Linked DNA regions of Homo sapiens: region 1 is linked to region 2. Evidence: chromatin loops called from intact Hi-C (ENCODE). Cell type or tissue: IMR-90. All regions are shown on one strand. Links, peaks and the distances in the headings refer to the core of each region. The heading gives the core; the rest is flanking DNA. Region 1 has its middle 110 kb from the start of NOG. Region 2 has its middle 56 kb from the start of C17orf67.

Evidence for each region. Peaks named below come from ENCODE experiments on the same cell type or tissue, not always from the same donor. Only the 100,000 strongest peaks of a DNase experiment are listed, where the experiment ranks them.
Region 1: it touches region 2 in a loop (2.7-fold over the local background); 9 of 110 quality-filtered maps call a loop at or near these places.

The regions. Positions count from the first base shown.
Region 1 is chr17:56,693,232-56,709,206 of GRCh38, reverse strand. No RefSeq gene overlaps it. Among named protein-coding and RNA genes, the nearest start is that of NOG, 110 kb to the right of the region's middle. RefSeq lists enhancers at 8,531-9,507, 9,284-10,483, 9,508-10,484. In IMR-90, for the core only: no CTCF peak of the experiment used is centred there; a DNase peak (open chromatin) is centred at 9,536; H3K27ac peaks cover 460 bases.
Region 2 is chr17:56,770,220-56,786,194 of GRCh38, reverse strand. No RefSeq gene overlaps it. Among named protein-coding and RNA genes, the nearest start is that of C17orf67, 56 kb to the left of the region's middle. RefSeq lists a silencer at 5,655-5,894. In IMR-90, for the core only: a CTCF peak has its summit at 5,800 (motif pointing right); DNase peaks (open chromatin) are centred at 5,814 and 8,164; H3K4me3 peaks cover 360 bases; H3K27ac peaks cover 250 bases.

The DNA of each region.
Region 1 (15,975 bases), core at 4,745-12,744, 79 kb after region 2:
GCCCATGTGCTGTAATAGAGTTAAAACATCCTAAGTCTGCTGTAACAAACCGCCACCAACTTAGTGGCTTCGAACAACACGGATTTATTCTCTTACAGTTCTGGAGGTCAGAAGTCCAAAATAAGTTAGCAGGGCTGTGTTCCTTTTGAAGGCTCTAGGGGAAAATCTGTCCCTTTATCCTTTCCAGCTTCTAGAGGCTCATGTCCTGCATACTCCGACCTCCGACCTCTGCTTCCAGCATCACGTGGCCTTCTCTGACTGATCCTTCCACCTCCCTCTTTATCAGGACCCTTGTGATTATATTGGGCCCACCTGGAGAGTCCAAGATAACTGATTACAAATGTTAATCACATCTACAAAGTTGCCTTTTGCTAGGTAAGGTAACAGATCCACAGGTTCTGGGTATTAGGATGTGGATTGCTTTGGGGGGCATATTCAGCCTCCCACACCATGCTCACCGATATATCTGACCCCCCAGAGCACTTCTAGAAGGGCTTGCCATGGGAAAGAATGATCCATTGTGTTTGTGTCATGCCAAGGAGTAAAAGTGAAAAGTTTTAAGGAGACAAATTTAATTCAACATATGGGGGAGCAGTCTAAGAATCAGTAATGTCCAAACTAATAGGACTGGCTTCCCAGGGAGAAACAGGGAACTGATTCCTTGCCACTGGACATTTCTTAGCAGAGGCTGGACTTGGAAATTGTTAACCTTATTTCTATTGTCTTTGAGTTAAAGGTTTAGCCACAGGCTTTTGAGAGCTTAAAAGTGCACACCCCCACACTGAACATTCCATTGCCTTCTCCAACTGGAGCTGGTTGTAGGGCTTTGGAGGAGGGGAAGGGGGAAAGGGGGACAGAAAATGGAGCCTTGAGTCTTACAATGGGGGGGCGGGGGCTGATGTAAAAGGAAACTTTGAGCAAGGAGCCCTTCCCCATAGGAGATAACAATCAAATTATATACATTTTAAATGGCATTCTGGGGTCTTAGTGATTTTCATAAGAAAGCTCAGCTTGGAGTCCTTGGCATCTGTTTCTCCTTTTAGGACAGAAACCAAGAGACTATTTACATATTCTTAGGGCCCTATCACCAATTAAATCTTTTCAGAACCTCAGCCCTCCCTGTCCCCCAACCCCCATCAACTCTCTCCACATTCAGGATTAAATTTCTTGGCAGACAGTGGTTGCTGCTCTCTTTGGTGATTTATTTATTCAGTTGGATTATTTTTCATCTCGAGCCTGGGCATTTCAGGCCCCAGCGTCCACCTTCTGATCATCGGGAAGTGACCTGCTTGAGGACCCTCCCCAAACTCGGCCAGGCTAGAACGCATTCCTTCAGGCGCCAAGAGGCGGCCTGTCTCCGTGCCATCCCTCTGCACCCCCGCCCGTCCCTCCCCCTTCCTGACTGTGACAGAGCTTCCTTCGGGAGATGAGGGAGCACAGCTGGGTGACGTCACCAGGAATGCACAGGGGCCTGTGCAGGGGCCCGGAAGGAGCAGAAGTAAGATGTCGCTGGGAGCAACTGGACGGTTCATGTCATCATTTGCCGTAGAGACAATATGGTCCTACAGGGACTGAGGAATCCGTTGAAATGTCTGAGAAAGTTGTATCTGATGGAATGCTTCTCATAGCCTCCCCCTCCCCTCTGCCCCGCACCATCCCCTCCCCACCTCTGTCTCTGGTGCTTCTATTCTCAGTGTAGAAGAGAGCCTGGGAACACAGCCCCCAAAGAGCAGGGCTCCTCCACTGGCCCTGCTTCTAGCCAGCTCTGTGACCTGGGGCACATCACACAACCTCTCCGAGTCTCTGTGAGACATCTGAAAAATGAGTCAAACAATGGGCCCTGCCCCAGTGGGTTTTGAGAATAAACAAATTGATGCCAATGGAGCCCTCAGCACAACTCCTGGCACATAGTAGGGAGGTAATAGCTCCTAGTTATTGGAAGTTGCAATCTTGTATTAATAGGTTGTATTAGAACTCAAATGTAGAGGCCTACAATGAGACACTCAGATTAATCAAACAGATCATTGAGTCTTGACTTTGCATCTTGACTGTGCTAAGTAGTGGAGAATTTAGGGTAGGGGTGGGTGACTTTGGGTGTTAACTTCACAAAGCCTATAGATAAATCAGATTATTTATAAAGTAAAAATAATACACGTCCTCCTGTGGTTGTTGAGTTATAGAGAAGATAATGCATTTACACACACAGAGAGAATAATCCATACATATGTGAGAGTAATTGTAATTTCTACTAATGTAGTGATCTATTAATAATACTGAATAATAATACTTAGACTATTGTAATACTTATAATAATAAAAGACAACTCCTGCATTCAAGGAGCTTGGTGTTTGGTGGGTAAGATTTCCTTTTTGGTTTTTCTTTTTTCTCTATTTCTCTACAATCGAGGAAGAAAAGAAAAGGTAGCACTATGCGGTGGCCTATAGCACAGTGGATTCTGGACCCAGGAGGCTGGGGTTCAAGCCTTCCTTCATCAGTCATTAGCCGTGTGATCTTGAGCAAGTAATTTCATGTCTCCTTGCCTCTGTTTACTCATCTGTAAAGTGTGGATGATACTAATACTTACCTTGAAGTGTTGTGGTGAGGATGAAATGAATTAAAATATGTAAAATTACCATTTATGTGGCAACTACCTCATGGTGAATGCTATTGAAGGATGGGTTTTGACTATCACCAGGAAACAATGAATACGGTGTGGGGCAAGAGAGACATTCATGTTGAGCATTGAAAGTTAAGGAAAACTTTCCTAGGTATGGGTGGGAGCAAGGTTCGGCATTCCAGGCAGATGGAATAGTTGGAGCCCCAAAGTCAAAAGAGGTGGTTTGTTTAGAAAATGAACATCCAGCCTGGTCGCAGTGGCTCAGGCCTGCAATTATGGTACTTTGGGAGCCAAGGAGGGTGGATCACCTGAGGTCAGGAATTTGAGACCAGCCTGGCCAACGTGGGGAAACCTCGTTTCTATTAAAAACAAAAAAAATTAGCCAGGAGTGGCGGTGGGCACCTGTAATCCCAGCTATTCGGGAGGCTGAGGCAGGAGAATCACTTGAACCCAGGGGGCAGAGTTTGCAGTGAGCCAAGATAGCGCCACTGCACTCCAGCCTGGGCAATACAGTGAAACTCCATCTCAAAAAGAAAAAAAAAAAAAAAGAAAGAAAATGAAGATCCAACCAAGCTAGGTGGGTCACGCCTGTAATCCTAGTACTTTGGGAGGCTGCGGCGGGCAGATGGCTTGAGCTCAGGAGTTTGAGACCAGCCGGGGCAACATGGCAAAACCTCATTTCTTCTAAAAATACAAAAAAATAGATGGGTGTGGTGGTGTACGCCTGTGGTCCCAGCTACTCGGGAGACTGAGGTGGGAGAATCGCTTAAACCTGGGAGGCGGAGGTTGCAGTGAGCCGAGATCGCACCATTGCACTCCAGCCTGGGTAACAGAGCCAGAGCCAGTCTCAATTAAAAAAAAAGACGGAAAAAAAAAAAAAAAAAACCAGGCCAATGACTAGAGTGTAAGGAGGAGTGAAAGCAGATGGGGCAGAAGTGGAGGACTAGGTCAGTGGAGAAGGAAATTGGACCCCAAGGGAAGGAGTTGGGGTCCCTCCCCTTGGATGTGTTAACAGATCCGTGCTTTGGAGAGAACAGTCTGGCTGCAGTGTGAAGGGTGGATTGACTGCAGAAGAGGCTCCCACCATGGCTGCTCACTGCTGTCTCCTGCGGGGGGGGGCGGTTTGAAAAAACACCAGTGTCAAGATTCTGGACCTGGGCAGCATCCCAAGTTTAGCCCAAGTTGGGGACCCCTGGATGAAAGGGAGAGCAAGTTCTGAGCTATTTTAGCAAGTGGGATTGAGAGGGCTAGTGGCTGGGAACCCACCTGCCTTCCCCATGGATGCCTTTGACCTCCTCTCTGGGGCTTGGGATCCCACTCTGTAGGAGTGTAGGAGGCAAGAGATTTGCTGTCAAGACCCAGAAGTTCTGGGCATAGGCATTGTGACAAGCAACTGGGAGTGTGAGCTAAGCCAGGGAGTCCCGAATTCTCCCCAGTTGATGAGGTTGTAACTCCATCCTCCGCCTCTGTAGATAGTGCTAATTTACCAGACTATCTCCCCAGGGCAGGCTCTGATGTCACGGGTTAGTTGTTCTGGTGGGATGGGCTGGGCCTGGGTGGGTAGGGGAGCAGGGGCAGCCTTGTCAGCCTTTGAAATTGGAGCTGATGGTTTTTAATAATGTCAAATTTAAACATTCATTTCTCATGTTGGTGCTTTGGTGAACATTTCTTAGGCAGGGCAGGTGGTCTGCTTTGGGGACCTCAAGGCCGTAACGGCTCAGCCTTAAACACTGGCCTAATCCCCTTTCTCTTTCAAGGCCCACAGACACCCGCCATTCTTATGACGTCGTGGTTTAAAGGCTCCTTTCCTTAATAACTCCCAAGTCACTCTTGTTATAGCTAAGCCATGGGCTTGGCTCTGTGAGGGACAAGGCTGTGGGCCTGCTTGTTGCTGCTTTCCCGCCGTCTCTGGGGCTGTTTTTCTTTCCCCTTTCAGTTTGCCTCAAAGTCTTTGCTTTTAATTCTTCACAGGGATGGTTCTGCTAGCACAAGTGTGGGCGTGAGTGTATTTGATGACTAGAGAAAGGGAACTTCAGATGGAGAAATCTACTGAGGGCAAATAAAGTGTGGCATAAACATTGGACTGGGAATCAGGAGAGGCAGGGTCTTGTTTCTGGGTTGGCCCCTTTCTCACATGGGTCTATTACCTCTTATCATTGGCCTCAGTTTCCCCCATCTGTAAATGATAAGGTCAGTGGGACTCCAAGTTTCCTACCTATTCTACCATCTTATGGCTTCTTGAGGATGAGTTTTTAGCCAATGATTGGTTCCAAGAGCCAAAGGGATGAGCTCTTTATAGGATACTTCTAGAGGTACCTTATGGGGAGGAGAATGGCTTTTTAGGAAAACAGTCAAGGGGCACCTCATAAAGAATGAGGGAGAAAAGAGTAAGCATTTGTTAATATTAGTGTCTACCAGGTACTGCTTGAGATCGCTGCATACATTAGCATTTGCACCAGTCCTGCAAGGAAGGTGTTAGAAGTACCTTGGCATAGATGTAGAAACTGAGGCTTAAAGAGTTCTCAAATGGGATTTGAGCTGATTCTACCCAACTCTGAATTGTATTAATGGCAATCGCAATAAATAGCAACTTGTAGGTGTTGAGTGTTTGCTATGTTTTAGGCTGTGTTCCGATAATCTTATTTACTCCACATCACAACCCTTTGAGGTTGATACTATGAGGATCACTATTCACAGATACGAAATCTGAGAGTCGGAAAGAATTCTTGCTTGAAACAAAGCAGCTGGTCAGTGGTGGGGCTGGGATTTGTGTCCCAAGTCTAGACCCTGAGGGCAAAGCGTAAGTACAGGTGGAGACTGCAGGAAGGCCACTTGGGAGTGCCAAGGTATCCCCACATGTCAACCACGGGGCCTCCCTGTTAGGGGAAAGCCATATCTCTCATATCCCTGCTCAAGGGGCAGCCAAATAGGTGGCTGATTACTCCATGTTCTGTCCCCATCCCAACTCTTTGGCCCCATAGAATCCCCAAGGGTGGGACTCAGTGGCATCCCTTATAGAGTCCACCATTAGGACACAGGTTCAGAGAAGGATGAGTGTATGCCATCATATTTCTTCCTTAGAGAATTTGACCTAGGAAATGATAGGAGAAGGAGGCCGGTGGCAGAGGTGGCTGAAGCTGAAGGTTTATGACACACAGACAGGGTGTCATAGCCCCCTGGGCCCTCTGGAACCCAAGAAGCAGGCTGTAGAAACCATAAGAAAACAGAAGCATACAGATGGAAGAGAGGGTGGGCCAGCTGGGAGCAGGAGAACAGCACATGCAGGAAAAGCTGGTCGCTGAGACCATGTCCCCATGAGAGAACCTGGTCAGTGGCTATCGAAAGGAAGACCAAGCCATCAGCTCCTGGAAGTGCCCTGGCATGGCAAAGGTTCCCTACTTCCTGTAGGTCTCAATCTTGCATCCCAAGCAAGATCCCTCTTTCCTCACTGGTGTCCTTTCCACACCTACCCCCATGCCCCACCTTCCTTAATATTCAAGAGATTCTGCAGTCAAAGAGCTTGACAACAACTTCAACCTAGCTGCAGAGTCTGGGAAAAACAGTCCTCATTTTAGTATTACAGTTGTTTGGTTTTTTTGACCTGCTCTGCTCCACAATATTAAGGTGGATTGCAACTCCCTCCCACAAACCTCACAAACACATACTACCATAAGATGAAAAGTAAAAAGATAGAGATTCTGTGAAATAGAAAAAGAAAGGTAGTTGAATGAAATGCAGTAAAAGAAAATTTAGTGGTCGGGCACAGTGGCTCACGCCTGTAATCCCAGCACTTTGGGAGGACCAGGTGGGTGGATCACTAGGTCAGGAGATTGAGACCATCCTTGCTAACACGGTGAAACCCCATCTCTACCAAAAATACAAAAAATTAGCTGGGCGTGGTGGCGGGCGCCTGTAGTCCCAGCTACTTGGGAGGCTGAGGCAGGAGAATGGTGTGAATCCGGGAGACGGAGCTTGCAGTGAGCCAAGATGGCACCACTGCACTCCAGTGTGGGTGACAGAGCGAGACTCCATCTCAAAAAAAAAAAAAAAAAAAAAAGAAAATTTAGTATACATAGTGTGTCAGGGTGCTGCTGTGGATAATAGTAACACCACCTATCATTTATTGATGACCTATTATATGCTAGGCACATGTGATCTATCTATCTATCTATCTATCTATCTATCTATCTATCTATCATCTATCTATCTATTATCTATCATCTAAATTTCACTTCCACATCTGCCGTATGAGGCAAGTGGTAATTAACTCTCTTTTACAGATAAGGTTCACAGAGTTTAAATGACTTGCCCAAGGTCCCATGTCTTGTCAGTGGGGACACTTGCAGGAGAACCTACATTCACATTGTGAGATCCTGAAAGGAAAGATGCAAAATCCACTCTCAACATTTTCAGTGACCAACGCAAACATGAGGACATGACCCTCTAACACGCTCGCTCACATCACCTACCGGGTAAAAGCAGCCACTTGCTGTTTGCCTTGACACTGAGGTCTGAGAGGAGACTCCTCACAGGTCTTCTAGGGAGACACTGAGTGATGTTGGGAATACTAGTGATATCCTAAGCCCTAGCAGTGATGCTGGGGGTGATATCCCTGGGAGAAGGAGAGAGAGGAATGGTGAGAAGTCTCTTGGGTTTTAGCTTGGCCGAGGAGGCAGTAGGATGACCTTCCTATGAGTGCACAGAGAAAAGAGTTCATGGTCTGCAGTTTGAGGATGTTGAGACTCAACATCAGTGGTAGCCTGCCTGCCTCTCTTCTTCCCCCCTACCTCCTTCCTCCCTTTCTCACCCTCTCCTTCCTTCCTGAGGGTGAATTAAAGAAGACAATAATTGACTTTAAGAGCCATCTTTTGTTTTCTGCTTAAAACAAAATAACTGTATCAAGTCCTACGAGGGGATTAAAAGTGATTTCTCGAGAGTTAGATCACTTACGTAAGAGAAGGATGCTAATGAGTGAAGTAACACTGAATTTAACAACAAGAAATATCATCACTATCAGAATTTTTTGAGAGGCAGTACACGTTGATGGCCTCTTACTATTCATCCCCAAATTAAATCATGGACCCAATGACACTAGGTGGGCCACGTGTGGCCTGTGGGGTGGGTTGCTCATCATGGCTTTACATATTTTGGGTAGAATTCACCCAATGACTTTGCGCTGAGTCCCTAGGAGCACCCACCCAAACCAGCTGTTTAAAAAGTGAGAAATAAGCCTATCTACAGATGGTTAGTTGCCTCATTCTCTCTTCCAATCAGATGAGCGGATTCTGACTTTTAAGTGCACCCCCCCTTCCCTGCCCCAGCAATCCACCATATTGCCGTAAGCATGTTTGTACCAAGTGTGGACAGCTGCCAGGGTTCCAGGCTCCAGCCCCTGGTGCTTTCCCTGCTCCTTCAACTTGCTGCTCTGCATCTGAACCCTGGCTCCGCCTCCGATTTCTTTATCTGTTCTGCTCCTTCCCCTCCCTCTGGCTCCCCAGTTCGTGCCTGGCCCAGCGCACTGCCTTGATCTTGTTCTCCTGCTGGGTACAGGCCCAGGCTGAGGGTTCCCAGCACAGGGATTTGAAAAGTGGGCTTCCATAAAAAATGATGAGTTCATGTCCTTTGTAGGGACATGGATGAAGCTGGAAACCATCATTCTCAGCAAACTATTGCAAGGACAAAAAACCAAACACCGCATGTTCTTACTCATAGGTGGAAACTGAGCAATGAGAACACACGGACACAGGAAGGGGAACATCACACACCGGGGACTGTTGTGGGGTGGTGGGAGGGGGGAGGGATAACATTAGGAGATATACCTAATGCTAAATGACGAGTTAATGGGTGCAGCACACCAACATGGCACATGTATACATATGTAACAAACCTGCACGTTGTGCACATGTACCCTAAAACTTAAAGTATAATAATAATTAAAAAAAAAAAAAAGAAAAGTGGGCTTCAGAGTTGGGGGAGCTGGAGTCTAATGTCAGCCTACCATCTGTTAGCTCTGTGACCTTAGGCAGCCCATGCCACCTCTCTGAGCCTCAGTATACTTGTCTAGAAGGTGGAAACGATTAGATCTACCTCACAGAACTATTGAGAGGGTTGGATGTGAGAGAAGTTGGCACAAGCCTGGTAAGTAAGAAGCACTCAATAGGTACTGGTTATTATTGTTACCAGTGTGAGATTTTTTTTTTGACCAAATCTCGCTCTGTTGCCCAGCCTGGGGTGCCGTGGTGCAATCTCGGCTCACTGCAACCACTGCCTCCCAGGTTTAAGCTATTCTCGTGCCTCAGCCTCCCCAGTAGCTGGGATTACAGGCGTGCACCTATTTATCATGCCTGGCTAATTTTTGTATTTTTGGTGGAGACAGGGTTTCACCATGTTGGCCACACTGGTCTCGAACTCCTGACCTCAGGTGATCCACCCACCTTTGCCTCCCAAAGTGCTGGGATTACAGGCGTGAGCCACTGCACGTGGCCACCAGTGTGAGATTTTGAGTCCATCTGCATATGGGGTACTGGGAGCAATACAGAAAACCAATGCTTTTAAACACTGCATTCTCAAGGTTTTTTTTTCCAAATGTACAACCTCATAATAATAATTCCAAGGTGTTATAATACTCTCAATTTGGTGATGAGGAAACTGAGGCATAAAGGGAGAAATGAGGACACTTAATGTCACAGCCGGCAAATGGTGAAGCCTGGACTTGAACCCAGGCCTCCTGAGTCCCAGTTCCGGAAAGCAACACAGGCGGCTGCTTTGATCTTCCAAAGCTGCTGTCCAACAATGTGCCAAGAGGAAGACAGAGCAGAGCTGCTCCTCTGGCCCGGCCCCTCCGCCCTGATTGCCGGGTGGCGGGCCTTGCAGGAGGAATTCGAGCGGCTGGCTTGTGCTCATGCCTGAGGAATGTCTTGAGAAGTCGTGCCTAAGCCCTCTGTATCTGACTCATCATCTCCCCGTCTCCAGGAGTGTCAGAGAAGAGCTCCCTTTATCCCTCCTGTCCTCGGTCCCAGGCTTTCATTTGTCAAACTAAAAATATTCCCTCCGGGAACCTCCTTTTGCCAGAGGCTGAACGAGGTATAAGGGGAAAGGCATTTTAGTGTCACTTCCTGACAGCGCCTTGTTATTGTTCCTGGGCCAGAGGAGCAGAGCCGGGTGGCAGGAGCAAGGCGCCTCTGTCATTCTTGGGCCGGGGCCAACCTGTTCACCTTTCTCCTGCAAGCAGCCTTCCCTTTTTCCTCTCTCAAAGCTCCAGACAATAGTCCATCAGTCTGACATGTAGCCTTGTCCCGGTCCCTTGGGGCTGTGTGTGATTCATGCCAGGTGAGGACTACAGAATGCCAACTTCATTTCCTTTGCAGCCTAAGGGCTGGCACAGTTTGCACTTGTCTGCAAGGCTAGTTTACTGATAAAGAGACGTAGAGCTCGAAGGTAAAGGAAAAAAAGGGTAAAACAGATGAAGGTGGAACTCCCCAAGTAGGACAATGGCAATATGGGGAAGCCATCAAGATTTGTCTCCTGTTTCTCTCCTTCCTTTCCTTTCTTCGTTCTGTCACTTCTGGCAGCCTGTTGGCCCCAGGGCTGATCCCAAGAGTCCATGACCTTGACTTGGCCTAAAATCTTGGCTCATAGCCATAGAGCCACCTCCCTGGCCCCACCAGGGAACCCACTTCCTCGGTGGAAATAGAGCATAGTGAAATCAAAGGAGCACAGAATTTGGATCCAGGCCCCCCTTACCAACTAGCTGTGTGAATTTGAGTAAGGTATCTCATTCTCTGAGCCTGTTTCCTCATCTATATGGGTGGATAATAGTACCCATTATACCAGGCTATTGTGAAGAATAAATAAGGTGGTGTGTATAAAATAAGTCATACTATGCCTGTCAAACAGTAGGGTCTTGAATCATCATCACCATCATTGTTCCTCCAAGACCTTGCAATGGTGCCACTGCACCACTGGAATCAGAAGACCTTGTTCTAGTTTCAGCTCTGCCATTAACCAGCTGTATGGCTCCAGGCAAATCCCCTAATGTCTCGGAATCACATGTATTAATTTGTAAAATAAAGAAGAATTTAGGCTTGATTTCCTCTAAGATGCTTCTAAGATCTAAAGTCTGTGGTCATCGAGATACCTGAGAGTAGACATTCATGGAAAATTTCATTCTTTTAAAGAATATAAGAATAACCTTAGTCTAGGCAACATAACAAAACCCCATCTCTAAAAAAATACAAAAATTAGACAAGCATGGTGGCACGTGCCTGTACTTTCCGCTACTCAGAAGGCTGAGGTGGGATGATCACTTGAGCCCAGGAGGCAGAGGCAGTAAGTTGAGATTGCACTACTGTACTCTGGCCTGGGTGACAGAGTGAGACCCTGTCTCAAAAAAAAAAAAAAAGAGTAAATTGGCCAGGTGCAGTGGGTCCTGCCTGTAATCTCAGCACTTTGGGAGGCTGAGGTGGGACGATCAATTGAGCCCAGGAGGCACAAGCAGTAAGTCGAGATCACACTACTGTGCTCTGGCCTGGGCACTTTGGGAGGCTGAGGTAGGAGGATTGCTTGAGCTCAGGAGTCCAAGACCAGCCTGGGCAACATAGGGAGACTCTGTTTCTACAAAAAATAAAAAAATTAGCTGGGCATGGTGGTGCCCTCCTGTAGTCTCAGCTACTTGTAAGGCTGAGGCAGGAAGGTTGCTTGAGCTGGGGAGGTCAAGGCTACAGTGAGCCGCGATCATGCCACTGCACTGTAGCCTGGGTGACAGAGTGAGGCCCTGTCTCAAAAAAAAAAAAAAAGAAAAAAGAAAAAAGAAAAAAAAAGTAACTGCTTGCTGTGGACTAAATTGTGTCCCCTCCAAATTCATAAGTTAAAGCCCTAACCCCCAATGTGACTATATCTTAAGATAAGATCTTTAGGACATAATTAAGGTTAAATGAGGTGGTACCCTAATTTAATAGGACTGTGGCCTTATAAAAAGAGGAAGAGCAAGAAATCTTCCCCTCTCCTGCCATGTGAGGACCCAGAGAGAAGGCAGCTGTCTGCAGGCCAGGTGGAGAGTCCTCACCAGGATCCGAACTTTGCCAGACTTTCGTCTTGGCTTTCCAGCCTCCAGACTGTCAGGAAATAAATTTCTGTTGTCTAGGCCACCCAATCTATGGTATTTTGTTCTGGCAGCCCAACTTGACTAATATACTGCTGAAGGAAGGCCATCTGGCAAGGGAGCATTGAGGCAGAGAACGTAGTATCCAGCAAATCCTGGATAACCCTCATTGAACTAAAGAGGAATGATGGAGTTTCTACAGGCAGAGGGAGAAGCCACACACACCCAGCCAACTTTGCAGTCAGAAACCAGCTGAAACACTGCTATTAAAAGAAGAAATTTGGTCGGGCTCAGTGGCTCATGCCTGTAATCCTAGCACTTTGGGAGGCTGAGGTGGGCAGATCACTTGAGGTCGGGAGTTTGAGACCAGCCTGACCAACATGGAGAAACCCCATCTCTACAAAAAATACAAAATTAGCTGGGCGTGGTGATGCATGCCTATAATCCCAGCTACTCGGGAGGCTGAGGCAGGAGAATCGCTTGAACCCAGGAGGCAGAGGTTGCTTAGGCAATAAGAGCGAAACTCTGTTTCAAAAAGAAGAAGAAGAAGAAGAGGAAGAAGAAGAAGAAGAAGAAGAAGAAGAAGAAGAAGAAGAAGAAGAAGAAGAAGAAGAAGAAGAAGAAACTCTATTTTCAAACATGAATAGTGATTAACTCAGGCTCTGGAGTGAGACAAGTTGAGTTTGAACCTGAGCCCTGTTGCATGCTGGCAGAGTGACTATAGAAAACTTAATTGACCTCTTTGGGTCTCATTTCCTCAGCTGTCAAATGAGTCGTTGCTGCTACTTCCTAGCTCTGTAGAGTAAATGTGATAATCTACACAACGTGCATAGTCCAGTGCTCCACACATAGTAGTACTTGATAAGTGTCGGCTGCTACTGGTAATAATGTCATATTGTAAATAATAATTATTAATTAATAATAGTTTCATTCATATAACTTGCTTCACGTGCTTAAGCTAAAAAATAAGCCCACGCTTCCTGTGTTATTCAAGCTGAAACTGATCATAACCCTGTCTCTCCATCAGAAGATTGCCTTTCCTTCCTGGTGTCTACGCTCCCACATTGAACTGAAGAGGAATGATGGAGTTTCAACTTATAGTTGCAACCCTCCAAATGCTTATTCATATTAGATCCAGTCCCACTGGGGATTCTATCAGATGCAGGTGTGCCACCAGGAAGCTGGTGAGGCCCTAGCTGTCCTGGGTCCACCTTTGCCACGTTAGTTGCTGGAGCAATGAATCTCCACCTGACATTCTCAGCTCCGGCTCTAGTCAAAGTCACGGCACGTTTTTCTGCTCCTTCTTGGGAGGGCCTTCATGTCCTTTCTGCTCAAGTGACCTCACTGTACAACCTCAATTCTTTAGGTTTTTGAATAATCTAAAATCCAAAAGCATTGATCTAATAGCCTTTTCAACAAATGATGCTGGAAAACTGGACACCCACATGCAAGAAACTGAAACTAGTGAGAGGCCTCCCACTCTTCATAAAAAATTAACTCAAATTGGATCCTAGATCTCAATGTAAAATATAAAATTATAAAACTCCTGGAAGGTAACACAGAATAAAATCTAGATAACCTTGAGTATGGTGATGACTTTTTAGATACCACAATAAAAGCATGATCTGTGAAATAAGTAACAGATAAGCTGGCTTTCATTAAAATTAAAAACTTCTGCTCTGTGAAAGACAATGTCTAAAGAAAGAGAAGACAAGTCACAAACTGGGAGAAAATATTTGCAAGAGACACATCTGATAAAGGAATGTTATTCAAAATATACAAAGAACACTTAAAACTCAGCAATAAAAAAGCAAACAACCTGATTAAAAAATGGTCCAAAGACTTTAACAGACACCCCATCAAAGAAGATATACAGATGGCAAATAAGCACATACAAAAAGGCTCTGCATTATATGTCATCAGGGAAATGCAAATTGAAATGACAATGAGATGCCACTACATACCTATTAGAATGGCGGAAATCCAAAACACTGATAACACCAAATGCTGGTGAGGATGTGGAGTGACAGGAACTTTCATTCATTGCTGGTGGGAATGCAAAATAGTATAGCCACTTTGGAAGATGGTTTGGCAGTTTCTTACAAAACTAAACATACTCTTACCATGCGATCCAGCAACCACACTCCTTGGTTTTTAACTAAATGAATTGAAAACTTATGTCCACACAAAAACTTGCACACAAATGTTTGCAGCAGCTTTATTCAAAATTGACAAAACTTGGAAGCAACCAAGATGTCCTTCAGGAGGTGAATGGATAAATAAACTGGGGTACATCCAGACAGTGGAATATTATTCATCGCTAAAAAGAAATGAGCTATCAAGCCACAGAAAGACATGGAGTAACCTTAAATGCATACTACTAAGGGAGAGAAGCCAAACTGAAAAGGCTACATACTGTAGGATTCCAACTACATGACATTCTGGGAAAGGCGCAACTCTGGAGACAGTGAAAAGATCATTGGTTGCCAGGGGTTAGGGGAGGGGGAAGGATGACTAGGCAGAGCACAGAGGATTTTTAGGCCAGTGAAACTATTCAGTATGATATGGTAATGGTGGATACATATCATTATGTATTTATCAGAGCCCACAGAATGTACACCAAGAGTGAACCTTCATGTAGACTGTGGACTCTGGGTGAGAATGATGTGTCAATGTAGGTTCATTGATTGTAATGAATGCTTCACTGTGGTGAGGGATGTTGATAGTGGGAGGGTCTAAACATGTGTGGGGGCAGGGGGTATAGAGGAAGTCTCTGCACCTTTCTCTCAATTTTGTTGTGAACCTAAAATTTCTCTAAAAAAGTAAAGTCTTTAAAAAGCATTGATTTCCATTTGGATCTGCTGATCTGCTACACAAATTTACCCGTTCCTTCACCAGAGCCTTTGAGCTCCACAAACAAAAGGTATGGGATAGGGTGGCCTTTGACAAACCTTCAAAACTCCTTCCCCAGTGACAATGAGGTGCCTATTTGCTTTATATATCTTTATGTCTACAGGACTACATAAGTGGCCCTTTTCACAGCAAGGAGATCTGCTCCAATAATAATTCCACACTTTGTCAGATCAAGGATATTGCAGGTTGTAAAAGCAAATCACCCAGAAAAAAATGATTCCAGTTACCTATGACACATACTATTCTCTGAAAAACATCATGGTTTGAGGGATGGTAAAAATATGAGCTGAACTATTCAGAACAGCAAATACATGGAAGCAATCTAAATGCCCACCAATGGTGGACTGGATAAAGAAAATATGGTACATATATACCATGTAATACTATGCAGCTATGAAAAAGGATGAGATCATGTCCTTTGCAGTAACATGGAAGGAGCTGCAGGCCATTATTCTAAGTGAATTATTGCAGGAACAGAAAACCAAATACTACATATTCTCACGTATAAGTGAGAGCTAAATGTTGAGTACACATGGACACAATCAAGGGAACAATGGACACTGGGGCCTACCCGAGGGTGGAGGTTGGGAGGAGGGTGAGGACTGAAAAACTATCAAATACAATGCTTATTACCTGTGTGAGGAAATAATCTGTACACCAAATCCCCATGACACGCAATTTGCCTATAAACCAAACTTGTACATGTACCCCCAGACCTAAAATAAAAGTTGGAAAGAACAAAATCCCTGAAAGTTCTGTGGAGTTACAAAAAGGGGGCCCAATGAGCTGTAAGTCAACCGTGAGGAGGTTTTGAAAGTGCCTGTCACAATGCTGAATGTAAAGTGTGTGCGTAAGTTGTACTTATATACTTATCTGGATGCTTTGTAGACACCAGATTTTCTCTGCTCATTCATCAACAGGCAGTTAAATGTTCTTGATTTCCACTTAACACATTAATGTATTTTAGAAATTTAAATACTGGAATAAAATTCAAAATCAATGTCTAAAAAAATAGTCTGGGTGTGGTGGCTTATGCCTATAATCCCAGCACTTTGGGAGGCTGAGGCTTGTGGATCACTTGAGGCCAGGAGTTCGAGACCAGCCTGGGCAACATAGAGAGACCCTGTCTCTACAAAAAAAAAAAAAAAAAAAAAAAAGGTAGCTTGGCATGGTAGTTCATGCCTGTGGTTGCAGCTACTCAGGAGGCTGAGGTGAGATGATTGCCTGAGCCTGGGAAGTTGAGGCTATAGTGAGCTATAATTGTGCCATTGCACTGCAGCCTGAGTGACAGAGGGAGACCCTGTCTCCAAAACACAAAACAAAACAAAACAAAACAAACACCCTA
Region 2 (15,975 bases), core at 2,779-10,778:
TGCTGGCTGGCCTTGATTGCTTTTGGCTTCTGGACCTGGTTTCTTGGTTTGTTTGTTCTTTGCTTATTTATTCCCTATGTGTTAGGCACTGCACTAGGTACTGGAGACGACTCCTGAAACTCCCACTTAAACAGAGGCCAGTACGGAAGAACACATTGTATGCTGAATGTTAGGAAGGAGCAGTCAAGATGACCAGGTATGTGGCCATTGACAGGTACCCCACCCAGAGCTGCTTGTCAGGAAAGGCTCTAGGAAGAGGGGGTACCTTCAGTGATTTGTCAAGGAATTAGCTTGACAAAGGAGATGGAGGTGGGGATACAAGGCAGGGAAGGGTGGGGGTAGAAGGAGTGGCACAGGATGGAGGTGGAGAGAGTTGTTGCAGGCAGAGGCAGCAGCAAGTGCAAAGACCCTGAGGTGGGGAAGGAGCAGGTTTGTCCTAGGAGCTTCCAGAAGGTCACCGTGGCCTTCCCTAAAGAGTGAGGGGACAGTGTCTACAATGAGCCTGGGAGGCAGGCAGGGGCCAGGTTTATGGGCCTCACAGACCTTTGTAAGGAATTTGGATGTTATCCCAATGATACAGGGAAACAGATGGGCGTGGAGGCAGGAAGCCACAGTGAGTTCTCTGATTTCAAATCAGAACATGACTCTACTCCCACGATCCAGCAAGTGTCATACAGCCAAGTTACCCTCCCCCAAAACCTGTAAACTCACCGGAGAGCAAATAAGCTCCTGCTTCAGAGGTTCTTCAATTGATTAAAATCGACAAGTTATTTCTTGTGAGGTTCAGTTTTCAGGTGGTTGAAATCTCTCTTTCTCTTTCTAATTACATGTGGGCCCTGCTTTTCCTCCATCCAGGTCATGTCAATATGTGTCTTGTCTTCTCTTGTGGTTTAATGAGTAGCTACAGCTTCTGTTCTCAAAGTGTGTCCCCCAGACAACCTGTTAGACATGCAAACTCTCAGGCCCAACTCAGATCTTCTGTTACCAGAAAGGAGTCTCGACCCAGACCCCAAGAGTGGGTTCTTGGATCTCATGCAAGAAAGAATTTACAGCAAGTTGCAGAGTGCAGTGTAGTGAAGATAGCTTATTAAAGACTGCTCTATTTCAGAGTAGGCTGTCCTCCAAAAGCAAGAGAAGGAACGCCCCTACCTCAAATACAGTGCTTGCTTGTATAGGATAACAGAGCTGAAAATAATGGCCTTATGTGCTTTACTACAAAGGCTCATGACAAGCTTGTGACAGGCTGTTAGTATTGTTATTCTCTTGTGTAACTATTGATTTTTGCAAAAATTTATGAACCTACTATTATCTCTAAAGCAAAACCTATTCTTAAACTAAGAATGCTTTTTGTTCTTAAGATATTGGGACATCAGGAGATTTCCTTAAGTTCTGAGTCCTGTTCCATTAGTAAGCATCATTAATCTGTTCCCTCAGCCATAAACATCTTGTGACTAGGAGTGCATAGCCTCCTGGGATTGTAACCCAGCAGGTCTGACTTTCTTCAATTCTTATTCAAGATGGAGTTACCCTGGTTCGGATGTCTGTGACACTTCTGAATCAGAAACTCTGGGGCTGAGGCCCAGCCATCTGGATTTTCATAAGCCCTCCTGGTGATTCTGATGCATGCTGGAGTTTGGGAACCACCAGCATAGAGCTTCCTGAAGCTTCATGTGTGGAAAGAACCTCAGGCTGACAAGAAACAACAGATGCTATTGAGGTTGTGGAGAAATAGGAACGCTTTTACACTGTTGGTGGGAGTGTAAATTAGTTCAACCATTGTGGAAGACAGTGTGGCAATTCCTCAAATATCTAGAACCAGAAATACCATTTGACCCAGCAATCCCATTACTGGGTACATACCCCCCAAAATATAAATAATTCTATCATAAAGATACATGGACTCGTATGTTCATTGCAGCGCTATTCGCAATAGCAAAGACGTGGAATCAACCAAAATGCCCATCAATGATAGACTTGATAAAGAAAATGTGCTACATATACACCATGAAATACTATGCAGCCATAAAAAGGAACAAGATCATGTCCTTTGCAGGAACATGGATGGAGCTGGAAGCTATTATCCTTAGCAAACTAATGCAGGAGCAGAAAACCAAACACCACATATTCTCACTTACAAGTGGGAGCTGAACAATGAGAACGCATGGACACAGGGAAGGGAGCAACACACACTGGGGCCTGTCAGGGGGTGGGATGGGGGAGGAAGAGCATTAAGAAAAATAGCTAAAGCATGCTGGGCTTAATACCCAGGTGATGGGTTGATAGGTGCATCAAACCACCATGGCACACGTTTACCTATGTAACAAACCTGTACATCCTGCACATGTACCCCAGAACTTAAAAATAAAAATTAAAAACAAAAGGAACCTGAGACTGAGACCTGGGAGACCTGGGTTCTCTTCCCCTTTACTCATTTCTCTAAAAAATAAAAAATATATTCTGAGACCTACTGTGTACCTTGTACTGCTCTAGGCTCTAGGAGTGCAGTGATGAACCAGACAGACAAGGCTGATTTAAAAAAAAAGGTTGTAAAATTCATATAACATAAAATTAACCATTTTAACCATTTTAAAGTATACGATTCAGTGGTGTTTAGTACATTTGCAATGTTGCACAACCATCACCACCATTTATCCCAGAACTTTTTTTTTGTTTTTTTTTTTTTGTTTTTTGAGACAGAGTCTTGCTCTGTCTCTCAGGCTGAAGTGCAGTGGCATGATCTCAGCTCACTGCAACCTTCGCCTCCTGGGTTTAAGCAATTCTCTGCCTCAGTCTCCTGAGTAGAGTAGCTGGGACTATGGGCGCATGCCACCGTGCCCAGCTAATTTTTGTATTTGTAGTAGAGACGGTGTTTCACCGTGTTGGCCAGGCTGGTCCTGAACTCCTGAGCTCAGGTGATCCACCCGCCTCGGCCTCCCAAAGTGCGGGGATTATAGGCGTGAGTCACTGCGCCTTGCCTATCCCAGAACATTTTGCTACCCCTAAATGAAACCCCTTACTCATTAGGCAGTCACTCCCCATTTCTCCCTCCTTCCAGCCCCTGGCAACCACCAATCTACTTTCTATCCTTATGCATTTGCCTATTTGGGGTATTTCACATAAGTTGAATCATACAATATGTGGCCTTTTGTATCTGACTTCTTTTACTCAGCACATGTTCTTAAGGTCAGCAATGTTGTAGCATGTATCAGCACTTCATTCCTTTCTAGGACTGAATAATATTCCATTGTATGGTTATACCACATTTTATTTATCCACTCTTCAGTTGATAGACATTTGGGTTGCTTCCACCTTTTAGCTATTGTGAGCCATGCTGCTATGAACATTCTTGTACAGGTTTTTGTTTGAGAACCTGTTTGCAATTCCTTAGGGTATATACCTTGGAGTAGAATTGCTGGATCGAATGGTAATTCTCTGTTTAACTTTTGAGGAAACAACAAACTATTTTCCACAGTGGCTGCCCCATTTTACATTCCCATTAGCAAGGTACAAGTGTTACAATTTCTCTATGCCCTTGTCAACAACTTATTTCCCCCTGCCACCCCCTTTTTTTAAATTAAAAATTAAGCCATATGGGTGTGAAGTGGTAGCTTACTGTGGTTTTGATTTGCATTCCCCTAACAACTAATAATGTCAGCATCTTTTCATGTGCTCATTGGCCATTTGCATATTTTCTTTGGAGAAATGTCTATTTAAGTCCTTTATCCATTTACAAATTCTGCTGATGTTTTTGTAGTGACTAGAGCACAGCTTACTCAGGGTGAAATCTTGGACAGGTTACTGAACCTTTCCTGCCTCAGTTCCCTCTTCTGTAAAATGAGGGTTAAGGACAGCATCCACAGTAAAGGGTGGTTGTGAAAATTTCATGGCTCACTGTGAGTAAAGCTTTTGGAACTTTGCTTAGGACATTATCGGTTTGCACTCTGTAATTGATACCCCTTATTATACATGAGATGAGTCTAACAATAGTAACTGAATAAGAAATTACCGGAGATTAATACCTGCTGGGAAATATATAAAACCGTGATGCAACAGAGTGACTGGAAGGCTATTTTAGGTTGGGTGGACAAGGAAGGCTTTTTGGAGGAGGTGACATTTGAGCTGACACCGGAATGACAGGAAGGAGCCGACTGTGTGAAGACCCACGTACAGGAAGGGCATTTCAGGCTGAGGGAATGGCTCAGGGAAAGGTCTTAGGCAGGAACAAGCCTGGCCAGTTCAAGGGGCTGCTTGAGAGAAGGCCAGAGCTGCTTGGGTGGGGGATGGAGAGGCTGGGCTTTCTGCGCATGGGGTCCTGGCTGACAGCAACAGCATGAGAAGGGATAAGCTTTGGAGTCAGGAAGCCAGGGTTGCAGGTCTTTGCTTATTAGGAAAACCTGAGACACATTACTTAGTCCATTTGGAAAAGGCCTCCATCTTCTCATGTTAAAATAGAGGCTGGTTATACCTACTTCATGGGGCTACTGTGAAATGCAAATAAGAAAAACTAAAGTGGGGACACACATTTTAGGTGGCATTAATCGCATCACTGTGGAGTAGGAGCTGCTCAGTTGCAGTTAGCTCATCCCCTCGTCCTGGCCAAAAAGAGAATATGCAGTGTGGGTGTGTCTGAAAATGTGTTTTCACGGAGTGCTAGGGGACCTGTGTTTCTCTACGGCAGTGTTGTGGTTCTTGCAACTTGCTTAGCCTCCCTCCTGCCTTCACACCTTCCTTGGACCTTCCCTCAAGGTCCAGTCCAGTTCAGCTTTTATTAAGCACCCACTGTGCGCCAGGCGCGAATGAGGCTCTGAAGGTGATGACACGGTCTATGTCTTCAAGGAGTTCATCAGACACCTCTTCCACAAGTTGCCTTCCTTTTGCGACAGCCAGAATTACTGCCGCCTGTCCTGCATTGCTGTAGCACTTCATCCTTAGGGAACAAAGGAGGTACACGCAGAACAGCTTGGGTTTTTGAGCCCGTGATGTGCAGACTAGAATCCTGGTCTCCTTTTAACTAGTATCCATGGGGTACACACACACACATACACACACAGCCCAGTGCAGTGGCTGAGAGCACTCTGAAGCCAGGCTGCCTAGATTAAACACTAGACTCACGCTCACTAGTTACTTAACCTCTCTGTGTGCCTCGGTTTTCTCATCTGGGAAATGGAGGCAATAGTAGTACTTACAGGGTTGTGATGAGGATTCCACACAGGTAATTTTAATATAGGTAAAGCACTAGAAGAAAGCCTGGCAGACAAGAGCTATGTAAACATTTGTTTATTAAAATCAACACAAATGAATAAAAACATCAGCTTTGTGACCTGGACAAGCCATGTGACAGCTGGGGCCTCAGTTTCCAAATCTGGGGCTATCATCAGGCTCCAAGGGATAACCGTGTGCACAGTGTCTGGTACTGGGAGTCTCCACAAACGCCACCCCCTTCCTTCCTCTCAGCCCTGTGTCACACTGGGACCCTGTCTGTCTTTCCCGTCACTCCTCAAGAGCAGAGGCACATGCCTGAGCAACAGCACAGAGGCACACTGCTTAAGGTTCTCAGGCATCTGTGTTCTCTGGAATTGGACAAGGAGAGCAGAAATTGCTTCTCTGGTTTGGAAGAGCAAATGGACATGGGGTGTATGTGCGCGCGTGCTTGCGTTGGGGCGGGCGGTGGAGACACAGCACCGGCCACACCCCCGCCAGTCCACACAGAGCTGCTCTGTGCAAAGAGCGACTTGACTGCGACTCTGGCCGCCCGGAGCGAGGGCGGGCGCGGGGGCTGCGAGGGCCCGGTCGGCCACTAGGGGTCAGTGTGTCTCCGCCGCAGGCGCCCGCGCGCCGCTTACCTGATTGGGGCAGGCGCCCGCTGACAGCTCTTGACAGTTTGCAACATTTCCTGCCTAACATTAAAAAAAAAAATTAATTAATGTATCTTTCTCCGTAGTAAAGAAGGGAGCCCAGACAACCGAAATAACAAGCCGGCTCTCTTTGCAGGAAAATGCAGAAGGCGGTTAAACCGTCCCGTCCTTCGCATTCCTGGGCTGGAGGAATAAGGATCCAATTGTGGTTTCTGCGCTGGTTATCTTGGTGCCGCCGAGGGGGCCACCGGGGAAAATCTGCTGAATTCTTCCTTTTCTATTTTCTGCCTCGGCGAGGAGGAGGGCGTTAATGCCGGTTGGCAGTTACATGAAACTGAGATGGATGGTAATGGGGTGTGTTAGCAAACAAGGGCAGGAAATAAAGTGTCATATTTTCTGGAGGGTGAACCGCTCCCCGGAGACAGAGCTGCACCAGGCGTCTGCAGAGGAGACACTTTGAAGGAAAAAAAAAAAAACCCTGTATAATCTCTCTCTCTCTTCACTTTCCTGTGCCTCCTTGGTGAGACATAAATTCAGTTTTATCCTCAGTCTAGCTAACAGGCAAATAACAGGGCACAAAAAAAGAAAAGAAAAACCCACTTGGATTTCTACTTCAATGTTCAGTACTTATTCTCTTGTCTCAAGCTGAGTCTGGAGGTAAAGAGAACTTCAGGACTTGGAGGCAGACTTCACAACATCAGAGCTACCTGCCTGGAATCTCGAACTGAGTGTCCCTGGAATCAACTGTGTGTGGTCATCAAGGCCCATCCCCAATCCTACCCACTTGGCAGATAGGAAGCCCTGAAGCTGCCTGCTTGCCGTTGCTTTGTACATGTGGGAAACACCCTCACCCCATTCCTGCATTCCCGTCACCCTCCTCCAAGGCACCCTCTCCGATTCTTTTTGCAAGGACTCAAGACTCCTACTGTCCTGGCAGCCTGCCTCCCCCACTGTCCCTTTCTCTGGAGGATGAGCTTTTTGAAAGCCTGGCTACTGTCTCATTCTTCTTTGTAGCCCTAGCACCTGGCACAGTTCCTAGTGCATTGTTAGGAGGTGCTTAATATATGTTTGTGAGTGAATATATGATATCCCGAACTCCTCTGCTAGAAATAAGGGCCGGTGCATACTGAACATATCATATCCCTGTCCTAAATGCTTTGCATGCTTTCTCTCATTTAATCCTTACATCAGCCCTGTGAGATAGGAACTAGAAATGACGTCATCATCGTCATCATCATCATCATCATCATCCCATTTTACAGATTGGAAAGTTTATCCTTAGCGGGGGCAACCGACTTGCCCACAGTTACAGAACCTGGCAACGGCAGAGCAGGAAGACAGACCCATCAGTCGATGCTTCAGACCTCTCTCTCCTTGGGCAGCGTCTAAATCCCTTGCATGGCATTTCACACTTACTAATTTATGTTACTGTAAATACATTGTGCTCTTGTTTGATCTCCTTGCAAAAATGTAAACTCCTTGAGGTCAGCACTGTGGCTATGGTTTCTCTGTGGCCCTCAAGAGAGAAAAGACCAAATTAGGGCAGTAGTCTGAGTCCTCTGGAAGTGGGCCTTTGGGTTTGTCTTTGCTTTGGACTGGATGGATCTCCATGGGGCCCGACTACTTCTGAACTGTGGAGTTTGAGTTCCTGGGTGAAAATTCCAACTCTACTGCTTGCTAAACTGGACTGTCACTTAAGCCTCTCTGGGTCTTGGTTTCCTCATTTGCAAAATGGGGGTAATAGTAGCCCCTACCTCTCAGAGGTATCATGAGGATGAAATGAATTAGTGTATTTGTTTTGAATGGTGCTTGGCACAAATCTCCACTAAGTGTTAGTGGTTCTTATTTTGAGACACTGGACACAGAATTTGCATTCTTTGCTGCCACTTGTGACCTGGATGTTTGTCCTTATTCAGTTCATCAAATGACTGTGGGCCTCATAACTCCCTCTTTCTCTTTTAAAAAGTCATTCTTCCATGAAAAACGAACAGTACACCAAACCAACAACCTTGCACGTTTGAGAAGACAAAGGAAGACAAACATTTGGCATCCCACCTTAGGCATTCACTTCTTGTTGCTTATTAACAATATATAAATCAACAAGGATATCCATATTAGGCTTGATACTCGATATATTTGGTATATGGCTGCTTTGAGTGGACACACGCTCACAATTAATGATGCCAGCCGGCTTCTCCGGATGGATATAAATACTCTAGGAAGAGAAACCCAAGACCAAAGGCTTGGGACACCCCACGCTGTCAGCACCAGCTCATGCTCTTCCTGTGGATGATGCAGCATGACCTGACACTTATTCCTTCCTGAGAGCTGGGTGAACCCACTACAGCCACATTTTTGTCAGTATTCCCAGTGGTGTCACGAGACACCACGTTCTCCAAGACCAAAATGCATACTGTTGAGTTTTCTTCAGAAAGTGGATGGAGAGGAAGACTCAGATCTCTTTGTGGGGGTGGGGACTCAGGCTGCTTGGGAGTGATTCTCACAGTTACCACTCAGTCTCCAAATATTTAGGAACCACTTGCTATATTCATGGACACAGTACTAGGTGTGGGGATATTGGTGGGTCCATCTCCATGGAGGATGCAGCCTAACGGGGAAAAATAATTACTGTTCTGCTGAGTGTTGGGAAGGAGAAGGAGAAGGCCAGTGTGCTCAGAGTGCTATGGAGTTTATATAGGGGTGAGGGGACCCTATTTTGGCCCAGAGATCAGGGAAGGCCTCCAGAGGATTGCTGTCTGGAATGAACAGCAGGTAGCTAGGCAGAGAGGAGGTGGAGTGTTCCAAGCTTGTGCTAGACCCTGAAATTGAACATGTGGAAGGTTTGAGAAAACAGAGAAAAGCCCTGCAGGGTTGGAGTGGAGAGAACAACAGGGAAGGGAGAGTGAGTTGAGGTGAGCTTGCAGAGATGGGGCAGGGGTGGGGTAGGCCATCCATAGCCTTGATTGATAGCCACAGTAAGGCTTTGAGGATTCATTACAAGGGTAATAGGATTCAGCAGAAGTATTTTAAACAAGGAGAAGAAGGTAATGAGATTTACATCTAAAAAATGCCTCTTGTACCTATCTGCAGTATGGAGCGGAGAGGGTTAGAGAGAAGCCAAGGCAGCATGGGAGATTAACTAGGAACCTCTGTAGTAGGTGGCGGGGAGAGATGAATGTGGCCTGGAGTAGGGTGGGAGGGGTCAGGGCAGAGAAGGTGGGTGGATTCTACAAACATTTAGGTGACAGAATTGATAGGATGTGGGAACAAGGGAGAAAGAGGAAGCACAGAAGACTTCCAGGTTTTGAGTTTGAACAGAAGAGTGGATGGTGGAAGGGAGTGGGTTTGGGGCAGAGCAGGTCATGTGTTCAATTGACATTGAGGTCCTAGTGAGATGTCCAGGGGCAGGTGTCAGGTAGGGTCTGGCATGCAGCTGATAGGCTGGGCTGGTCTTGTAGATTGTGAATCATTGGCTTATAGATGGTATTTAATGCCATGGAGTGGGTGAGGTCCCAACCGAGTGAGCAGGGCAGTGCTGGAATGGAGAAGGTGAATGGCGTTCCTGGAATTGGAGGGGCCATATAAGGGAAGACCACACATGGCGGGGTTAGGCTCTCCTACAGGATGATTTGGCATTTGTTTGGGAAACCAATCTTAGGTGGCAAACCATTTCTTATACTTTTATGTTTTTGGAAGAAATAGTAGTGACTTGAAATTTCAGCCACATGATGTATCTTCAGTCATTCTTAGCTTGCTTTGGGGAGTTGGCAGAACCTTGTTGAGGTCGAAAAGCCATAGGTCCTTTGCTGCTGCTTTGTTTTGCTGAAATTCTTCCCATGTGATCTTGTTGGAACAAGGACCTTTCTTGGGTGCTCCTCTCTGTCCTTTAGCCCATTATAGTACTTCCTAGGTAGCCTTTGGGGCAAGGCGAAAATTCCTGAAAAAAGCAAGTTTGTAAGGGCATCTTCTCTCAATTGATGTCCTGTCTGACTTGGTGTGTGTGTGTGTGTGTGTGTGTGTGTGTGTGTGTATATATATATATATAGTGTATTATACATATTTGTATATATGTTATGTATACTAATATAATAAATAATATATTAATATATATAATTTATTTAAGTAAATTAATATAACATGTAGTATTATATATAATAATATATAATATAATATTATATATATATAAAAATGGAGACAGAGTCTCACTCTATTGCTTAGGCTGAAGTGCAGTGGCAGGATGATAGCTCACTGCAGGCTTGAACTCCTGGGCTCAAGTGACACACCTGCCTCAGCCTCCCGAGTAGCTAGGACTACAGGTGCATGCCACCATGCCTGGCTAATTTTTAAATTTCTTTGTAGAGATAGGGAGCTCAATATGTTGCCCAGGTTAGTCTTGAACCCGTGGGCTCAAGGGGTCCTCCTGCCTCAGACTCCCGAGTGGCTGAGATTACAGGCGTGAGCCACCTCGCCCTGTCTGGATTAGGTATTAATTAGTGGGAAGAGCTGCTTTGGAAGGAGGAGTGCCCCTAAATTTAAATGGATGACCGAGCCTTCATCCTCTCACCTTTACACTCTCTCTGATTCCAACTTCCCAAATGTGTGTGAGGTGCTCTGCTGATGGCAGGGAGATAATGTTAAGTAGCAAACAGACATGGCATTAAATTACATTAAATCACAGAGTGATGAACTTACTTCATTTTTAATCCTGCTCTGAAAAGGAGAAAATTCCAGGATTTTTTAATGCTTACTTATCTCTCCTTTTTAACAAACAGTGAGCAGGCCCCTGGGGCCAGACGGAACCTCAGCCAGCACTGCTACCTAGTGATAGTTGTTTTATTTTCATCAATTTTTTATTTTTCCTTCACTTTATGGCAAGCGACGCTAGTTTGCTTTTACAATTGTAGTGCTGTTCACTGCATATTCCAGCCCCCTACTTTGTGGGGCTGTCTGTTGCCTCAGCTAACCTGGTCTATCCTGACTATGGCAGTAGTGATGTAATATATTCTTCTGAAGTAAATGTATTTGAGTAATTTTACAGTTCCCTACACAGCTATGGCAAAATATATGGTGGTGGTAACATAAGCAGCAAAGTTTGGGAAAATGATGGACTAGATGATATAATTTTTTACCTAATTAGGATGATCAACCATCCTGGTTTTTCTGGAATTATGTTCCTGGGATATGAAACTTTCATTTTAGAACTAGGAAAGTCCCAGGCAAACCAGGATGAGCTGGTCAACCTGGTCTTAAGTGGGTATCTTCACTAGTCAGTCTTAATTCAAGTGGGGTGGCTGGGTGTACCCCTCGGAGTCTACAGGGGCACTGGATGACATGAGGGAGTCAGTGGACATTTGCTAGGCCTCCCCTACCCAATCTGGTTGACTTTTCTCATCTGACAGATGAGGAAACCTAAATGGAGTAAAGTGACTGATTGGTTCAAGATTGCACAGATGGTAAGTGGCAGAATGAGGAATAGAACCACATCTCTTGACTGTTAGTTTCAGTTAGTTTTCTTCCCCGTGGGGGAGGTAGGCCTCTTTGCTCAACTCTGTCCTGCCCTTCACAGCCTCTGTTTGCTTTCAGGTGCATCTATAATAATGTTAAGACAAATAACAATTAGATGATATTAATTAAATTGAAACACTGTCCTAAGAGCTTTATGTATATTAGTCATTGATTTCCACAGTCATCCTCTGAGGTAGGTACTATTATTAACCCCTTTTTAGCCATAAGGAAACTGATCTATCAAGAGGTTAAGTCACTTGCCCAAGGTCATCCAGCTGGTGAGTGTCAGAGGCAAGTTTTAGAGCCAAGGCTGTCTAATTTAAGAGTCCGTGTGCTTAACCACCAAGCTTCCCCACCCTCTGTGCTTGTGGTGTGTTTCTATGAACGCTGCTGTTCTGTGGCAGCTCCCGGAAGGCCATGTCCACATTTATTTTGTGGGTGGTAGTGGAAAGGGTTCCGGTTTATGTATCACAAGACTGGGGTTGAATTCTGGCTCCAGCATTCACTTAATGTGCCTGGATCTTACTTGTGGGTAAAATAGGAAAATAATAATAATAAACAATATTATATCTATTTTTCTTTTCTTTGCTGTGTTTTCATAAGGATGACATGAGTAAGTGTATGTGAAGGGACTTTGTGAACAGCCAAATAACAACAGATATCAGTTAGTTTTTGTAAAACAGACAGTAGCATAACGAGATGCTTGTTAAAGGCATGATAATGATGTGTAAAGCCCACTGTGAAGAGGCGATGAATTGGCTAATCATAAAGGCTCTGATTAAAAGTCTAAATGGCAGAGACATAAATAGAAAGTACTCAATAACACTGTGGAATGGACAAATGAATGACGAGAGTTGGAAATAAGAACCATGACCTGGTCAAAAAAGACAAAGTGAAAAAGTGAAAAACAAAAACAAAAAGCCCTTGAAGCCTTGGTATTATATTGTTACTAGGTCCATTCACTTTACAGGTAAGGAAACCCAGGCATAGAGCGCCCAAGAGACTTGCACAGATCATACCTCTGCTCCCGGCTCTGTCCTCACCAGCTGCTGACACTGGACGTGGCTGTGAGCTCTTTGATCCTCATTTTCCTCCTCTGGCATCCAGGGTGGTGAGGAATAGATGATATATTTCACCTAACACTGAAATATGTCTTGAATATAACACTGAATATAACTTGAGCACATCAAGTGCTCAGCATAGTGCCTGGGAATAGTCGATATTAGCTATTATGATTACTGATGGAAGGGCCTGGGTTAAGGTGAACCAATAGTTACTACCTGGAAGATATTGATTTGTATTTCTCCATCTCTGCAGAGATGCTGAAAAAAGTTGCCACGAGAGGCTGTGAAATCTTCCTCTGGGTTCAAAACCTCTCTGATCCTTCCTGGAGGCAGAAGGATGCCTTCAAGATGCCTTGCAGTCTCTCTTTGACTCCAGCCCATCCTCTGGGTTTGAACCTGTCTTTTAGCCAATCCTTTCACATCTTCAACCTTTAGTAAAGAGGCTACCCAATAAAAAAAATTATCTGCTGCTCCCTTCAGCAATGAAATGCTTGGTGCTAACAAAGTGTCTTTCAGATGACCAGAGACACAGATCGCCCACAGGCTGTGCTTCTGGGAGCAATAGCAGGCTGTCTTGCTCCTCCCCCTCTCCCGCCACCCCCAGCATATTATCTATGGGGACTGGAAAACATTATCAAAACAGGCCCCATCTGTTCCTGAAGTTGTGGAAGAGTACTTGTGAGATAAATTTACAGGGTCACTGGAAGACCCTCTAATTTTCTGGGAAATGACAAGGCATCTGTGGCCACGTTGTGTAAAATTTCCTCTTTTATACCCAAGTTACATGCCACGGACTATTTACTTGGAGTCTGAGGATATATTTACCATTCAGGCAACATCACAAGCTGTCAAAGAAATCTACTCAGAGTAGGATGTGTTGGGTGTCTCGCCTTTCTAAAAATGACACTCGCCCCCTGCTTTTTAATTTTTTTTAATAAATCTTTTTAGGCGCTGTGTTCACAGTGCAAATAGCTCAGAAAGGACACTGGAGTCAAAGTTTAAGTCAGGGCAGAAGTGTTGCATGGAAAGAGGACTCAATCCGGCGGCTTTGCCAAGACAGGAAGCAGGCTGTATGTTGGATTTGCTCTACGATGTTCAACCAATGTATGCAGATGATGGGGGTGATGATATATTGATCCGCTGAGTAAGCACCTCCGGTGTTTGAAGGCTCTGTGTCATTCAGAGCAAACAATGGACAGCTACATAGTATAGAGAAGTTGCCTCCAAAGTCAATAGCTGAAGGAATGCTTTGGGGAGATATTAGAGACCATGTTTTTCCAAATTTAGAACCCGCTCACATTTCGTGGGTTCTGACATTAATATTGAGCTTGAACATCAAGTTCTGGCAAAATAAAATTTCCTGATTCAAAACAAGAAGCTGTCTAAGGGATCCTGCGAGGGTGTCTTGGAAGTCTAGGGTCTCTTACAAAACAGCCTATTTGAGGATTCAAAGGTGAATGAACCAGGACCAGACTGATTCCATTTCCCTTGTAGTGCATGTGGCTTGTACAATTAGCAGCAGCTGGGTGGGAGTGGGGATGTGAAGGGGAGGAAAGGACTCTGGAAAAAGTGCATGTGAGATTTTGCTGACCAAAGACATTTGAAAATGAGTATGAATTCTCTGACCAGGTCTCGTGAATCTTGCGGACCTAGTTTTTGGTCTGATACATACCCAAGAAAAGTTGTTAGAAAACAGAGTGGGCATTAGGCCACCTCCCCGGGGACACAAGGACGGCCACTCTGGGCTCTGACTGTCTGTCTTTATCACAAAACCTTAATCTCCAGGACTGGTCTGGTTCCATACCTACTCCTTGGAAGGGGAAATGACTGCTGCCTTGTAATGATTTTGGCCTTGAGCTGGAGGCTCCCACAGCCTTGAGGTTAGGGTTGAGTGACCCCATATGCCAGCCCCTACAGTCTTCCTAAGATTCTCAAATCAAGCCACTTCTAGGCTTAGGAGCTCTCAGTAGCAGTTCTGCTGCTGTAGCTTAGAGTCCAGAGTCCCGAGCATGGACTGCCCCACCTTTTATGGGCAACCCCCTCCTGCCTCCCTCTCCAGTGTTGTCTGCTGCTGCTCCCCGTACTGTATCCTCTAGTCCTATTGAACCACTTTTGTCCCCATTGCAAAGCACAGTAAACTTTCTGATGTCTTTGTCCTTGTTATTTGTTGTGCTTGAAATATCCTCTTCATCACTCCTCTCTTTATCTAAGAATCTTTCCCAGAAGCCACTCTCGAAGCCCAAGACTAGTTTAGTTTGGCTTTTCTCTGCCACCTCTGTGTGTGCATCCTGAACTTACCTCTGTTGTAGAGCTCTCTGTTCTCTGTATTGTAGCAGTCTATTTACATGTGTCATGAGTTGGAGCGCATTATATTTACCAGATTCGAGGGACAGCTGACTGTCCTGGGGCAGGGGCAGTATGTCATATTAGGGAGTGAGGACTAGATTACACTTCGAGGAGTCTGTGCAGCAGGGAGGGTTCCATGTCAATAGCTTGGGCTTTGGGGAACTGGACAATTATTGGTGGGAAAGCAGCAAGATGGTGGAAGGCTGTAGCATGTAGAACATAATCCTTTATAGTAGCTTCTCAGATCTACAGTCAAATCACTAAACCCACAACATCACTGCTGGATTTGTATTTCTTGTGGAAAAATGGTAAAGGGGCTTAGAACTGTGTCCCAGCTGCCTCAAGACCATCCTGGGATGACACCTATAGACACAGGAATGGAGACAGGATCAAGAAGAAGAAAGTGGAATTTCCATAAGTTGTGAGAAGGGAGTCTGGATTCATACAGGTTATGAAATTGGGGATTCAAGCTATGGGTGATATTTGTTTGTCCTGTGAGCTCTGTTGTGGGGAGGAAGTGTAGCTTATTCATTGATGGATCTCCAGTGCCTCACATAGTGCCTGGCATATAGCATATGAGACTAAGTGAATAATTGTTGAATGAATGGAAAGATGGATGGGTGGGTGAGTGGAAATATGGATGGATGGATGAAGGGATAGAGGGATGGAAAGATGATTGGATGGATGGGTGGATGTATGCATGTATGGGTGGATAGATGGATTGAAGGGTAGATGGATAGGTGAATGAATAGATGAATGGGTGGGTAGGTGGGTGGATGAATAGATAGATGGATGGATGGATAGATGGATGATGGATAGATGAATGAATGGAAGGATGGATGAATAGATGGATGAAAGGGTGGATGGATGAGTGTATGAATAGATGGATGATGGATAGATGGATGGAGGAAAGATGGATGGATGGATAGATGAGTGGAAGGGGGATGGGTCTATAGGTGAAAGGGTAGATGGAAAAATGAATAGGTGATAGGTGGATGGGTGGATGGAAAGGTGGATGGATGGCAGGATGTATAACTGTTCCAAAGATGCAGAAAAATTAGTCATGATTTCCCTGTGCCTCAGCTGCCTTTCCTCATCCCGCTGCCTTCCTCAGCTGGCTTACTTGTAGTCCCCCTTCATAACACAGCATCTGAGGCAGAGAGAGGGCCAGGAACAAAGGCTTGGAGGCCAGAAGGAGCAAGGCC